Regions from separate parts of the Homo sapiens genome. Here region 2 is linked to region 1. Evidence: chromatin loops called from intact Hi-C (ENCODE). Cell type or tissue: mammary epithelial cell. All regions are shown on one strand. Region 1 overlaps ABTB3 (ankyrin repeat and BTB domain containing 3). Region 2 has its middle 22 kb from the start of ABTB3.

Evidence for each region. Peaks named below come from ENCODE experiments on the same cell type or tissue, not always from the same donor. Only the 100,000 strongest peaks of a DNase experiment are listed, where the experiment ranks them.
Region 2: a loop joins it to region 1, with 6 times the contacts of the local background. A loop is called at or near these places in 1 of 110 quality-filtered maps.

What each region holds. Positions count from the first base shown.
Region 1 is chr12:107,343,430-107,345,929 of GRCh38, forward strand. All of the region lies in intron 1 of ABTB3 (ankyrin repeat and BTB domain containing 3), which reads left to right. Among named protein-coding and RNA genes, the nearest start is that of ABTB3, 26 kb to the left of the region's middle. In mammary epithelial cell, no CTCF peak of the experiment used is centred here; a DNase peak (open chromatin) is centred at 1,162; H3K27ac peaks cover 1,294 bases.
Region 2 is chr12:107,295,596-107,298,095 of GRCh38, forward strand. No RefSeq gene overlaps it. Among named protein-coding and RNA genes, the nearest start is that of ABTB3, 22 kb to the right of the region's middle. In mammary epithelial cell, no CTCF peak of the experiment used is centred here; DNase peaks (open chromatin) are centred at 326 and 1,326; H3K27ac peaks cover 954 bases.

The DNA of each region.
Region 1 (2,500 bases):
CTAAAGGTGGCTGGAGGTGAATGTGCCATATTTGACCAATAATAACTTTGATTTGAAAGTATTGGCCAATCCGATGCCACAATGTGTTTGACTGCTAGTGTCAGAGACCAAACTAACAGTGGCTTAAACAAGGTAGGGAGTTGGTTTTCTCTTTTACAACAGTCCAAGGCAGGTAGGCAGTCCAAAGCTGGGATGGTTATTATATTAGTCCATTTTCACACCACTATAAAGAAATGCCTGAGACTGAGACATATATAAAGGAAAGAGGTTTAATTGACTTATAGTTCTGCATGGCTCGGGAGGCCTCAGGAACTTATAGTCATGGCAGAAGACGAAGGGGAAGCAGGCACCGTCTTCACAGGCAGCAGGAAGGAGAGAGAAGTGTGAGCGCAGGAAAAAGTGCCACTTTTAAAACCATCAGATTTTGTGAGAATTCACTCACTATCATGAGAACAGCATGGGGGACACCACCCCCATGATCCAATCACCTCCCAACAGGTGCCTCCCTTGACTCCTGGGGATTACAATTTGGATTACAATTCAAGAGAGATTTGGGTGGGGACAGAGAGCTAAACCTTATCTGTAGTTCTGCATCAACTCAGGCTCCTTCTGTCTTTCTGCCCTGCCAGCCTTAACACATGGATTCCAGTCTCAAGGTAGCCTCATGGTCCCAATATGGCTGCTACAGCTTCAGTCATCACATGTGCATTTTAAGCAGAATGAAGAGTGACAAAGGGTAGGAAAAAGGGTACCTACCAGTGGAGTCAGTCTTTCTTTTAAGCAGCGTCACTGGATGTCCACCTAATAATTCTTCTTATATCTCTTTGGCCAGCACTTAGTCCCCCAGCACCCATATCCCCAAGGGAGGCTAAGAAGTTTAGTTCTTTACCCAAACAGTGTTCCCACCACTACCACCCAATCATGTTAGTGAAGAAGAGGGAGAGAAGGGAAATTGGTTGGGTTGCCAACCAATAGTACTTATCGTAGCTAGTTAATGACCTATTGTGTTTCAGGCAGAGTAAGTGCCTGTCAGAGAAGGCAGTGGATATTTCCAGCCCCAGCTTTGCAGTTTTCTGCCAGTGAATCCCAGGACATCAGAGGTCAGGTTTCTCTAAGACCTCATCCCCAGTCAAGTGTTTGTTGAATGATTCACCTTGAGTCCCTCAAATCACTGAACTACAATTGACCTCGTGGAGGGATGATGGCTGACACCTTTGTCATGGCCAGCTCATCACCTCCCACTGAGGAATGTTCTTGGCATTTTCCAGATCACATTAAGATTTGTTAAAGCAGAGGTAGAGCCAGAACAGCCTCTGTATTAAATTCATTGTCCCTAGTGCATGATAATAAACATAATCTTGAGTCCATGCAACTTTGAGCTTTAACACAGACTTAATTTAATATTTCTGTAGGTTTTAATATAGTGCCTTGATTAATAAGAGTGAATTCTGATTTTTAAAAATGATTGATTTGCTTTTAAAATCACCCTGGTGGGTAAAAGGGCTCTAAAAGAAATTAGCCTTGGATTAGAAAGCACTCAACCTCATAACTTTATGGCCAGACCTTGTTTATTTCCAGTGGAAGATAACCATTTTCCAGCCTAGTCCTTCATCCAGGCTTGTGAGATATGGAGCTGGATACCACCCTTGCTTTTCCTGTTGCTCAGGAGGTTCTTCCTACCTGGAAGGAGAGCCCCTTTTCACCCACCTGAAAGTGTTCTCTTTTCAGGGTATTTAGTGCATAGAGATAAACATGAAATATAAGATCATGGGCTACCTCTGGGTTGAATAGATGGGCAAAAAAAGAGTGATAAAGGCAGAAGACTCTTTACAAATAAGTAGACACCTTGATGGGCCTGAAAAATGGATCTCCAAGGCTATTCATAAGGCAAGTGGATGCTCCATTCTCTGGCTTTGGAGCTCTCTATGAAGGGAGAGTTTTATAGGATTTGCCCAGCAAAGAGAATTGGAAGGAGGTTTGTTTTTTCTTTGGATAAAATGGGTGTGGTATCTTTGGATTCTTTTCAGTTGCAAGTGATAAAAAAAAAAATCCAACCCAAACTCACTTAAGCAGAAGGGGGGGATTATTGGTTCATGTACAAGAGAAGCCCAGGGACAGGGTTGGCATCAGGGGCTGCCCATGCTGACTGGCTTGGGCCAGATAGGACACCCCCAACCCTGGAGCTGGGGCTAGATCAGCTGCTCCCAGACCACACTAGAGTGGAGGAGGGACTGAATTCCCCAAAGGAAAACAAGGAAACCTAGGGAGACAAAAAAAAATGCCCATTCTGCAATGTATTTTTCCCCAAAATTTGAACTGACTGTGGGCAGGTGTTGGCAGTAGGGCTTGGTGGGTGGGGAGGTGGGACAAAGCCTGGGATCTTAAGAGGAAACAGTGGGTAGAAGGAAATGAATGACGAGCTAGAGAAGCTACTTGGACGTAAGGAGATGGCTGCTCTTTTCGTTCAATAGTTACTGGATTCCAAAAGTTTTACAAGACA
Region 2 (2,500 bases), 48 kb before region 1:
AAGTGATTCTCCTGCCTCAGCCTCCCAAGTAGCTGGGATTACAGGCATGCACCACAATACCCAGCTAATTTTTGTATTTTTAGTAGAGACAGGGTTTCACCATGTTGGCTAGGATGGTCTCGATCTCTTGACCTCGTGATCCTCCTGCCTCAGCCTCCCAAAGTGCTGGGATTACAGGCATGAGCCACTGCACCCAGCCAACATCTATCTTTAAGAGGTAAAGGTGGAAGCTATGGGGCAGGGCCTCCCAGGAAGCAGGAGGTGAGGCCAGAGCACAGGAGGAGGGATTTACCCTCAGGTGCTGCCTGACCGGTGAGTGATCCTAACCCTGAATCAGCCGCTGAGTCAGCCTCAGGGCCCTGTTTGACAGTTATGACATCTTGATCCACAGAATGGAGGACTCCCAGGCAGTGTTTCCTTGTGCTGCCTAGACACAGCTAGCCCTGGAGACCACCTCTGGGCCTCTGGTTACACTAGCTCGACAATTTCTTAGCTTCTGGTGATCCTTTTCAATCCATCACGTAAAAGGTGATTTACAACCAAACATATTACACCCCAGGTAAAAGACCGTTCATTGATCTCTGGTTTTTCCTAGGACAGATCCACCTTACTAACCAGGGTGCATTCTCAACACACAGCTCTGCACAGGTTCTTATATCTCTTCTCTGTGCCACACTTTCCATAGCTGCTTTTATTTCCTTTTCACTTTGATTCCATGTTCTCTGTACATGAAGATATCGATGATCATAACTTGAAGATGCAAAGACAGAATTTAACGTTTATGAAGTGTTTTCTCCTTTGATTCCTCTAATAACCCCACTGGGTGGGTGTGGTCATTAAATCCATCTTATGGATAAAGAAGCTAAGATTCAGAGAAGTAAAATACCTTGTTCAACTGTTCACTGGGAATAAACAGCAGAGCAGACCCCTGACTCCAGAGCTCATGCTAGAAGGAGCTGAAGCATCCAAATAGTCCACTTGAACTCTTTGATTTTGAAGTTTCAGGGGTTTAGATATAAGCGGTTTGAGGTTGAGGTATGAATTGGTTATCCATCGCCACTACAGTGCTGTGTAATAACCAACCACAAAACTTCAATGGCATATAACAATAAACATTTAGTTAGCTCACAAGTCTGCATGGTTCAGCTGTTCTGGGTGTGGCTGGGCTCACTGATGTGCCTGCAGTCAGTTGCATTTCGGCTAGTCAGCTCTGCTGACCTGGCCAGATTCATTCATTGGTGTGAGAGCTGGCTGGCCACCTATTCATCGAATAAGATGACTAGGTCCCAGCTCTGGTCCGTGTCTTTCTTCTTCCATCTAGGCTGGATGTTTGATGGTGATGGCAGAACAAATAGAAACATGCGAGTGCTTGTTCAAGTCTTTGCTTGCATCACATTTGCCGACAGTCCTTTGGCCAAAGTGAGTCACACATCCCGCCTAGATTCTGGCAGGAATTGGAAAGTCACATGGCAAATGGATATGGACAGGGTGAAGACTGGGAGCTATTAATGCAATCAGCCTACCTCAAGGCGAACGTCCAAATCAAAACCTTCTTATTTCTATCCATTTTCTACTCCACTAAAGTACAGTTAGACAGCAATGCTTTTGAAGTTCAGTGGCTTCCTATGGCAACCAGAGTAAAATACCGGTTCCTTACCGTCACTACAAAGCCTGCCATTAGTGGGTCCCTGATGACTTCTCCAAACTCAATTCTGGCCATTCTCTCCATCTCTCCCTGTGCTCCAGCCACACTGGCCACGTTTTCCTGGGTCAGGGCTTGGCACATGTTGTTCCCTTTACCTGCAAAGCATCCTAACCCCACCCTCACCCTTCATTTGGCTGCCTTCCCCTCATCCCTTAGGGCGAGGCTTAAATGTCACCTTCTTGTACCACCTGACCCAAAGTGGCAGCCTCTACCTCAGCTTCCTGTTTGTATTCTTATTTAACTCTCATCACCATTTGCAGTCGTACTTTTTACTTGTTTTCCTATCTTTTGGTCTGTCTTCCCTGCTGGGGTGCAGGTCCAGGAGGACAAGAACCTCATTGGTCATGTCCACCATTGTGTGCCTGTGCCCAGCATAGCAGTCGATGGAGAGTGGGCACTCGATACACATATGAATAAACGAATGAGTGAGTGAGTGAGTGAAGAGCTGGGATAAAGTGTTTTCTTCCAGATAAACTCTTTTTTTTTTTTTTTTTTTTTTTTTTTTGAGACAGAGTCTTGCACTGTTGCCTGGGCTGGAGTGCAATGGCACAATCTCAGCTCATTGCAACCTCTGCCTCCTGGGTTCATGCAATTTTCCTGCCTCAGTCTCCTGAGTAGCTGGGATTACAGGCGCACACCACCACACTCGGCTAATTTTTTGTATTTTTAGTGGAGATGGGGTTTCACTATGTTGGCCAGACTGGTCTTGAACTCCTGCTCTCGTGATCTGCACGCCTCAGCCTCCCAAAGTGCTGGGATTACAGGCATAAGCCACCATGCCTGGCCTCAGATAAA